2 separate regions of the Homo sapiens genome follow, and region 1 is linked to region 2. A link is an interaction called in ENCODE POLR2A ChIA-PET data of the cell type or tissue named here. Cell type or tissue: OCI-LY7. All regions are shown on one strand. Each heading gives the region's core, and the rest is flanking DNA. Links, peaks and the distances in the headings are about the cores only.

Region 1 (5,379 bases), core at 217-5,216, 680 kb before region 2:
GTTTAGGAGAAACATACATTAGGTGGTAAGTTCCACAATAGATCTAAATAAGAACCAAGCTCATTTTTCAAAAATGTTTCATGGTTAAGATTAAATGAATAATATCTTAATATTCATTAACATAAAGAGAAATAATATTCATTCAAAAATTATTAATAATATTCTCTTACTTTTATAAATAGGCTAAGGAAATTCTAAATTATTTTAAGTTTCATGAATTAGCCATATATTTCATCAAGACCTTCTGGAATCATTACCTGATTATAATAAACATAGCTAACATTCATCAGACACCTATGTGCTTGGCATTAAGTTGAATACATGTATCACTTCAGTTCCTTTTTCCCATGACCCAGTGAGGCAGGTAAGAAAACCATGGCTTAGAGGCAGTGACAAGGCAACACAAGCTGTCAGAGGACAGAGCTGGGATTCACTCATCTGCCTGAAAAGGGGGGGCTCATGGTCTTTCCAACCATGCTGTACTGCTTTCTGGATCCATGTAAAATTTCTAAGAATAAATTTACAGTTGAACTTAACATTCTACAGTGAAATGAATTATAGACAAAGAATATATATAATACTGGCTGGGTGCACTGGCTCACACCTATAATCCCAGCACTTTGGGAGGCTGAGGCAGGTGGATCACTTGAGGTCAGGAGTTCGAGACCAGTCTGGCCAATATGATGAAACCCTGTCTCTACTAAAAATACAAAAATTAGCCAGGTGTGGTGGCACGCGCCTGTAATCCCAGCTACTTGGGAGGCTGAGGCAGGAAAATCGCTTGAAGCCGGGAGGCAGAGGTTGCATAACCAAGATCGTGCCACTGCATTCCAGCCTGGGTGACAGAGCAAGACTCCGTCTAAAAAAAAAAAAAATATATATATATATATATACACACACACACACACACACACACACACACACATATATATACATACACACATATACACACACACACACATACATTTATGTAATACTTACCAGTGAGCAGCAAATGGACGACAAAGGTCTACATGAAAGTTTTTGAGATCTTTAAATCTAATGGCTGCTTCAATATAAACAAAGAGGATCCAGAGAGACACTGTAGGCAAACACACTCCCCTTTCTGTGAGAAAGCAGCAGAGAGGCAAGCATTAATAAACGATATAGTAACTAACAGATGGATTGTTTGGGAGACTAATTTGACGACAGTAACTTTCATTAAGACCTTCACCTAAACTAAATTAAAAGGCAAACTGATCCAAACTGAAAGCTTTTATATGACAAATGATTCCACAGAATCGCTGACAAAAATAAAAGACAAACATCCTGGCAAAAAATATTTACAATGTATGTAAAACAAAGGATTCATAGCCCTGACATACAAAGAGCTCCTACAAATCAATAAAAAGCTAACTAAAGAAAATAATTTACGAGTCACAAAAGAATACAGATGGCTAAAAAACATAGAAAAAGATGTTAACTACTGATTAGAGAAATACAAATTAAACCAATCAGATTCCATTTTCTTAACTATTAGATAAAATTTTTAAAGACAGATAATAGCATAGGGAGGGTATGGGCAAAGGTTCATTTTCATACTCGGCAATAATATAAATTGGGACAACCATTTTAGATAGCAATTTGGCAGTATATTTAAATTTAAATACTTGTACCTTTCTTTTACCCAGAAATTCCACTTCTTTTTTTTTTTTTTTTTTTTTGAGGGAGTCTCACTCTGTCGCCCAGGCTGGAGTGCAGTGGCGTGATCTCGGCTCACTGCAAGCTCCGCCTCTCAGGTTCAAGCAATTCTCCTGCCTCAACCTCTCAAATAGCTGGGACTATAGGCGCCCACCACCACGACCGGCTAATTTTTTGTATTTTTAGTAGAGACAGGGTTTCACCGTGTTAGCCAGGATGGTCTCCATCTGCTGACCTCGTGATCCGCCCACCTCAGCCTCCCAAAGTGCTGGGATTACAGGCGTGAGCCACCGTGCCCGGCCCAGAAATTCCACTTCTAAGAATCTACCCCATAGAAACATAAAAGAGTCTTGAGATAAATACATAAAAATATTCACTGGGCTGGGCGCAGTGGCTCACACCTGTAATCCCAGCACTTTGGGAGGCCGAGGAGGGCGGATCACCTGAGGTCGGGAGTCAAGACCAGCCTGGCCAACATGGCAAAACCCTGTTTCTACTAAAAATACAAACATTAGCCGGGCGTGGTGGCAGGCGCCTGTAATCTCAGCTACTTGGGAGGCTAAGGCAGGAGAATCGCTTGAACCCGGGAGGCAGAGGTTGCGGTGAGCCGAGATTGCATCATTGCACTTCAGCCTGGGCAACAAGAGCGAAACTCCATCTCAAAAAAAAAAAAAAAAAATTCACTGTAGGGCCAGGCGTGGTGGCTCATGCTTGTAATCCCAGCACTTTGGGAGGCCAAGGTGGGTGGATCACGAGGTCAGGAGTTCAAGACCAGCCTGACTAACATGGTGAAACCCCATCTCTACTAAAAACACAAAAATTAGCTGGGCATGGTGGTGCACACCTGTAATTCCAGTTACTCGGGAGGCTGAGGCAAGGGAATTGCTTGAACCCAGGAGGCGGAGGTTGCAGTGAGCCGAGATTGCGCCACTGCACTCAAGCCTGGGCAACAGAGCGAGACTCTGCCTCAAAAAAAAAAAAAAAACAATTCACCGTAATATTATTTGCAATAGCAAAAATTTAGAATTTAAATGTTCATCAACAGGAAACTGTTTATGATAAATCTATATAATGAAATATGTTGAAGGTTCCTAAAGAATGAGGAAGATCTGCATTGTCATGGAATGACATAAAAAAAATAATCCTTAAGTAAGAACAAGTTGTAGGACAAAGAAATGTTTCTGACACTTAAGTACTGTTCAAAAAAATTTTTTCTGAAGCACAAACTCATATTCCCTTTGTAATTAAAAACAATTTTCAAGGGAGGAAAAAGCAACTTGCAACAAAATAAGATGCAAATAAAGGCAAATGTCCACTGGCTTTTCGAATCAAAATCTGCAGGCTAGGTCCATCTATATCAGGACATGACTAATAACGGGATATTTATGAATGTGGACTACATGGGCACGAGGGGGAAAAAATCAGTGACCTGAAGGCTTTTTGCTAAGGATCTTTGGGATGAAACTAAAGAAAAATCATAGTATCTTCAAACTAGGAAGATCATTTTGTCTAACTTCCTCATTTTGTTGAAGAGTAAACCCCAGAGTTTAAATAAACTGGGCCCAAGTTCACAGAGACAGTACTAAATCTGCTTCTAAGGAGAACCTCCCTTAGTCCTAGTACCTGAGTGAAGTTGTCACTGGATGCTCTGTGAAGCCAGCTAATGGTCTCAACCACTCTTATGAATTTAACATATCAAAAATAGGTACTTTTTTTCCTTTTCTTTTTTTTTTCTTTTTTCTTTTTTTTTTGGAGACAGAGTCTCGCTCTGTCGCCCAGGCTGGAGTGCAGTGGAGTGCTGGAGTGCAGTGAAGTACAGGTGCAATCTCAGCTCACTGCAACCTCTGCCTCCTGGGTTCAAGCGATTTTCCTGCCTCAGCCTCCTGAGCAGCTGGGATTACAGGCACACACCACCATGCCTGGCTAATTTTTGTATTTTTAGTAGAGACAAGTTTCGCCATTTTGGCCAGGTTGGTTTTGAACTCCTGAATTCAAATGATCCACCCGCCTTGGCCTCCCAAAGTGCTGGGATTGCAGGTGTGAGCCACTGTGCCCAGCCCAAAAATAGGTATTTTCACAATGTAGGAGGAAGAACAGCAACCCACAGAACAATGCATTTTCAAAATCATTTCAAAATGCATTTTCAAATATTTATCTGCCCTATTCTCTATATTAATTTATAAGGTTATTATAAACATAATAAGCACATTACAGAAAAAAATAGAAAAATTAGACAAAATACCTGTATTCTACATCTATGAAATAAACAAAATCACATTGAAAGCATTTTTGAGCAAGTATAATAATCATATTGTACGTACAGTTTTATATCCTGTTTTTTTCCCCTCTTAACCACCAGGAAAAAAGCTTATGCTACAATATTATTCTTTGTAATCATATGTAATTTCATCAACCATTCCTAATATTGTCAGGAAATAATTTTAAATTTTAACAACTACCCCAAGTTATAGGAATTGCACTCATATTTGTCAGCCCAATAAGAGTAGTTTTTTGTTTCGTTTGTTTAAGCACTAGTCATCCCAAATTAAAACATATTTCATAACTTAGCTATTCCAATATGCATTTCTGAGCCTAGGGCTAAAGATGGGCCAGTAGCATTTTATGACATTAGCTACACTGCTGCCCTGTGGGTCAACCACTGAACTAGTTTCCAATAGGTTCTATTAATAGTTATATGGTTAGTTTCTTCTCCACTACTAAGATATTACTAAAGAAATTTAAGAAATCGCCACAGCTCATCAAAGTCACAGAATATTTGAGGTGGAAGGTTCTTTAGCCATTATTTAGATTACTACACCTTTATATAACAGAGAAGCTGAGACCTAGGGAGAGTGACGAGTGTAAAAGGCAGCTCACTAGAAACTGAGGCCCAGGATAAGAAAATACAAATTAAAAACTGGTGGGAAGAAAAATCACTTTAATTAGAGGAAAGCAGACTAAAGAACCTTCATAGTAGCTTATAAATCAAGTCAGATATGAAAGAGTGTGAAACATGGAGAAAATCATGCTCATAGCAGATACTTTAAAAAATACAGCTCAACTGTGTCTTCTACATGGGCCAACATCATTATCTTAGCAGTTCTGAGAAGAGGATGAATATTGGTCCAGACAGCTTTTATTATTATTTGGTGCTCCCTCTCTGGTCAAAATCCTACAGGTTGTAGCTAGGCCCAAGAATCAAGTTTCATGCAGCTTTGCAGACAAATTTGACTCTGACAGCCAATCCTCAAATCCTAGTGCATACCAAGCTCTGGCTTTCACGGTGGGCTGAGGCTGTCAAAATATCTCATCTGATCTTAGTCTGAAGTGACAGAAGTATAGCTCTAAGAAGTAGGGAGCTCTACTCTAGTCAGAACATACCTGCCACAGTGTAGAGAACCACTGAGGCAGGCAGACGAGGAGGGTGAAAGTGCTTAAAATATATAAGGAAAAGATGATGAAACCAGAGGTGTTCTTGCCTACAGAAAAGACTTAAGAGGTTATGACAGTGTCTTTAAATCTCTAAAGAAATGTTAACGTGGAAGGGAGATTACATTCATTCAGTGTGGCTCTAATGCAGAGGTTCAATGTTTGGGATTGAGGCGATGGTCTGGTAGGGCCCTTAATATTTTTTTTATTTTGTGTTGTTTTGTTGTGTGTTTTTTGAGATGGAGTCTCGCTCTGTCACCCAGGCTGGAG
Region 2 (5,379 bases), core at 206-5,205:
CTATTTGTCTTTTTATAACAAGCATGTTTTTCTTTTCTATTCTTTGTAGATTTAAGAAAATTATTTTTTTAATGTTTATACATGATAATCTCATTACTGTCTCTAATCAGTGCCAAAATGTTAAACTGCTTAAATATAATAGAACTTCTTTTGAATAAATGCTAAATGCAAAGTAGTCATTCAAAAACTACTAGATGAAATAACAAATGGAATTAATGTCGTGAGTTTCTTTTGAGTACTTTTGTTACTTGCTTGAAGTATATGCTGAAGATGTAAAGAAAGGCTTTAATCTGTAGGAAAATCAAATCTGAAATATCTCAGCCAGAACCACTTTTTAAAACAAACTGTCAGATGTACAATGACCAGACTTTCCATCTAGGCACAATAGACCCATGATGAAAACGAGTTCTGCTTGTTCACATTTACTTATCAAAAGCCTAAAAGGAGGAACAAGTCTATTATCTCTTCAGAATAACTAATAAATCATATAATTTAAAATATTGACTGTCCGGAGGCAATATCTCTTCTTTTTACAGAGGGTCCATCCTTTTTTCTTACAAATTCTTCATCAAAGACATATTCTTTAGTGGTGGAAAAAAACTGAATGACAACAAATGAAAGAAAGAAAAAAAAGGACGAAAGCTACAGTCCTTTTTTCCTAGTCTGGATCTACCTTGATTATATTCCCTATAAGTATCAACTACAATAAATCAAAATGTTACCAAAATGGTCCAGAAACAAGTTAAAAGCTACTATGTATTGAGTAGTGTATTTTGCAGTTGACATGCACTATATAAAACTAGTTTTATGTATTTCACAATAACCATATGAAATTAGGGGTTGTTTTCCTCGTTTCATATGAGTTTCAGATGAGGAAACTGAGGTTCAGAGAAGCTCAATAATTTGTCATAGGTCATACAACTGAGGAGTGTCAAAACTGAGGTTTAAACTCCAAGGTCCATACTATCTACCAACCACTATGATAGTTTCTTACACCAGAGCAAAGAAGGAGATGCTAGAATCTCACCTGCTTGATCTCAAGATTCTTACAGAACCACCACCATCTCACTCATAGACACTACTATCAAGTAAGATAAATTGCCAGAGCTACGACCAATATAATGTAGGCCACAAATGTTATATTAAATTTTCTAGCAGCCATATTGAAGACTTAAAAAGAGTACTTACTTTGACAGCATGAATACTAAAATTGGGACAATTCAAAACAGATTAGCATGGCCCCTGTTCAAGAATGACGCACAAATTTGTGAAGCATTCCACATTTTCTTAAAAGTAAAAGAAACAAGTGTGATTAAATTTTTTTATTTAACCCAATATATCTAACATCATTCAACACATGATCAACATAAAAAGTTATTACATTCTTTTCTTTGTACTACATCTTTAAAATCTGGTGTATATTTCATAATTATAGTACATCTCAACTCAAACTAGACATATTTCAAACACTGAATAGCCATGTATAGGTAGCGACAATTGTATTGACAGCAGGCATCTAGAGAAAAGGCCTCTGGGCACCAATGTCACCAAGACCAGATACTAAAGATGATGTACCTGACTCATTAACTCAACATTCAAGCTCTCAGAAACTATTTGTTCTTTTTTTTTGCTCTATCACCCAGGCTAGAGTGCAGCGGCGTGATCTCGGCTCACTGCAACCTCCACCTCCCAGGTTCAAGCGATTCTCCTGCCTCAGCCTCCCGAGTAGCTGGGATTACAGGCACATGCCACCACGCCTGACTAATTCTTGTATTTTTAGTAGAGACAGGGTTTCACCATGTTGGTCAGGCTGGTCTTGAACTCCTGACCTCTTGATCCGCCCGCCCTGGCCTCCCAAAGTGCTAGCATTATAGGCGTGAGCCACCGTGCCTGGCCTGAAACCATTTATTCCTATTTCAAACAAATTTTAACAGTTTATCTGGTGTACTGAGCCACAACAAATTACAATAGAAAATTAACGGAAATGGGCTGCATCAATAGAGCTAAGTTGGCAAAGGAAGAAATACAAAATACACACACACATGCACGCATGCACCCATCCACACATGCACACACACAAAGGAGATTTAGGTTCGAAAAGCACAATAGCTGAGGCCATTTAGCAGAAAGACAAAAATAGTCTTACATGCCTCAACGGCTCCCGAGGCCATTGTTGCATTACTGAATTTATATTCAGAATGTTGACATTAATTGGCAGTTAAACCCAGCATTTTCGGGTTTTTTTTTGAGACAGAGTTTTGCTCTTGTCGCCCAGGCTGGAGTGCAATGGCATGATCTTTGCTCACTGCAACCTCCGCCTCCTGGGTTCAAGGGATTCTCCTGCCTCAGCCTCCCGAGTAGCTGGGACTACAGGCCCCTACCACCATGCCCAGCTAATTTTTGTATTTTTGGTAGAGACAGGGTTTCCTGACCTCTGGTGATCCACCTGCCTCAGCCTCCCAAAGTGCTGGGATTACAGGCATGAGCCATGACACCTGGCCAAACTCAGCATTTTCAAAAGTCAAGGAAGCATTAATATATTTTAGAAATACTTTCATTTAAAATAAATTTCAGAACTCTGTATTATTTTTGCAATTTTTCTACAAATCTAAAACTATTCTAAAATTTAAAGGTTTCTGTTTTTAAAAAAATAAGTTTGAGTCTTCTAGTAAGACCAGGCAGTTCCTCCTATAGGATCAACTCTGCCTATCATAACAGCTATAACTTCCAGACAAAAACACCTGAAGGCACTGGAGAGTGACAAAAGCAGGCAAATATTGGAGGGGAGTTGGCACTTGGAGGAAAGGAACTGCACTGGACAAGTTTCCCCAAGTTTTATCTTTTAGCCTTGCACCATGTAGGGCAGCTAAAACTCCAATGGAAAATTCACAGTTCTGCTGACTTTAAAAGCCAAAAAACAGTCTAGAGCAACCATCACCACTGCAAAGAAAATAAAGTAAGACACCATTAAAAAGAGAGAGAGAGAGAACCAGCACAGGGGAGCCCTAAAATCTGCATAAATCTGTCTAAATCTCTCGCTGATCCGTGAAACACACATGCACAGAGCAGGCTCCAAGTAGGCCAGCTAAGAGAACTGAACTGAAATGTACACTGCCACCTACTATGGGGGGACAGTTTTGCAGCTTGAATTCAGGTAAGTTAATCAATTGCCTGCTTTAGAAAAGAAAATCAATGCTTTTAAGACGGGCATAACAAAATTTATATATATAAATTATCATTTATCATTTGTAATATCCAGAATATAATCCAAAATTACTCCCTATAAGAAGAAATGGAAAAACCTGACCCATTCTCAAGAAAAAAAAAAAAAAGTAATCAAGGAGACTACCCTAAGATGACCCAGATTCTACAGTTTGCAGTCAAGGATTTTAAGGCAGTTATGGTAACTATGTTCAAATAACGAAAGAAAAATATGCTCAAAATAAAGGAAGATAGGAAATCTCAGTAGGGAAAGAAATCACACACAAAAATGTAAATTCTAGAACTAAAAACTACAATATCTAAATTATTTTTTCATATTACTAGATTGGCTTAACAGTAGAATAAAGAAGGAAAAGAAAAGAAAAGAGAGGGAAAGAGAAAGAAAGAGAAAAGAAAGAAAGAAAAGAGAGAGAGAAGAAAGAAAGAGGTCTGTGAACATAAAGACAGAACCAAGAAATTATTCAATTTGAAGAACAGAAAAAAAAGAGCCTCAAAGACCTACGGGAAAATACTAAAACATTTATATTTTAGAGTTCCAGAAGGAGACAATGAGGAAAAAAATATTTCAAGAAATAACGGCCAAAATTTTCCCAAAAAAAGACAAATTTACAGATTCAAGTTTCATGAACATCAAGCAGATTCAATACAAATAATGCCATACCTAAGTATATCATAATTGAAATAATGAAAAGCAAAAAAAAAAAAAAAAAAAAGAAAGAAAGAAAGGAAGAAAAAGAAAATCTTCACGGTAGCTAGAAAAAAACAACACATTGCATACAAGGAAATAATAATTTGAATGACTGTTGAATTATCATTTGGAGTAATGGAGGCCAGAAAACATGGAATCACTTTCTTTTTTTTTTTTTTCAGATGGAGTCTCACTCTGTCACCCAGGCTGGAATACAGTGGTGTGATCTCGGCTCACTGCAACCTGTGCGTCCTGGGTTCAAGCGATTCTCCCGCCTCAGCTGCCCCAGTAGCTGGGATTACAGGCATGCGCCACCACATCCAGCTAATTTTTGTATTTTCAGTAGAGTCAGGTTTTCACCATGTTGGCCAGGCTGGTCTTGAATTCCTGACCTCAGGTGATCCACCCACCTTGGCCTCTCAAAGTGCTGTGATTATAGGCATGAGCCACTGCCCTCGGTCCTTTTTTTTTCAGACAAGGTCCCGCTCTGTCGCCTAAGCTGAAGCGCAGCTCTCACTGCAGCCTCGATCTCCAGGGATCAAGCCATCCTCCCACCTCAGCCTCGCAAGTAGCTGGGACCAGGCACCTGCCACCATGTCCAGCTATTTTTTCAATTTTTTGTAGAGACAGGGTCTCACTAGGTTGCCCAAGATGGTCTCGAACTCCTGGGCTCAAGAGATCTTCCACTTCAGCCTCCCAAAGTGCTGAGATTACAGGCATGAGCCACCACGCCCAGTCAAGAACATTTTTTAAATTGCTGAAAGAATAACAATAACAACAATAAAAATCAACTCAAAATTCTATTTCCAACAAAACCATCTTTAAAGAATGGAAGAGAAGTCAAGACATTTTCAGATACAACTATTTAGAATGTGAAAGTTTGGCACTAAATGACTTAATTTCAGAAACACAGAACACTAATTTGTTTTTATTATATTAATCCATGATTATTTTATTTAAAAAAGAAGTTACTTAGCTGGGCGTGGTGGCTCACGCCTGTAATCCCAACACTTTGGGAGGCCAAGGCAGGCGGACTGCCTGAGCTCAGGAGTTTAAGACCAGCCTGGGCAACACGGTGAAACCCCGTCTCTACTAAAAATACAAAAGAAATTAGCCAGGTGTCGCAGTGTGCACCTGTAGTCCCAGCTACTCGGGAGGCTGAGGCAGGAGAACTGTTTGACTCCAAGAGGCAGAGGTTGCAGTGAGCCAAGATCGCACCACTGCACTCCAGCCAGGGCCACAGAGGGAGACTCCATTTATACAACAAAAAAAATTAAAATTAAAATAAAAAAGAAACATGCTCCTTTATAATTATTCTCACTTTGGTTACATCAAAAAAAAGTGCATCTCTGGCTGGGTGCAATGGCTCACACCTGTAATCCCAACACTCTGGGAAGCCAAGGTGGGAGGATCACTTGAAGCTGGGAGTTTTGAGACCAGCCTGGACAACACAGTGAGACCCCCATCTC

Evidence for each region. Peaks named below come from ENCODE experiments on the same cell type or tissue, not always from the same donor. Only the 100,000 strongest peaks of a DNase experiment are listed, where the experiment ranks them.
Region 1: POLR2A ChIA-PET joins it to region 2 with 5 read pairs; 1 of 35 experiments calls an interaction of 5 or more read pairs at or near these places.

The regions. Positions count from the first base shown.
Region 1 is chr1:25,449,985-25,455,363 of GRCh38, reverse strand. It overlaps MACO1 (macoilin 1), which reads right to left. Exons shown (of 11, transcript NM_018202.6): 4 at 982-1,105. Among named protein-coding and RNA genes, the nearest start is that of MACO1, 22 kb to the right of the region's middle. In OCI-LY7, for the core only: no CTCF peak of the experiment used is centred there; a DNase peak (open chromatin) is centred at 3,253; H3K27ac peaks cover 407 bases.
Region 2 is chr1:24,773,781-24,779,159 of GRCh38, reverse strand. All of the region lies in intron 1 of CLIC4 (chloride intracellular channel 4), which reads right to left. It also overlaps the pseudogene RNU6-1208P. Among named protein-coding and RNA genes, the nearest start is that of CLIC4, 31 kb to the right of the region's middle. In OCI-LY7, for the core only: CTCF peaks have their summits at 2,898 and 3,130; a DNase peak (open chromatin) is centred at 3,069; H3K4me3 peaks cover 1,169 bases; H3K27ac peaks cover 1,350 bases.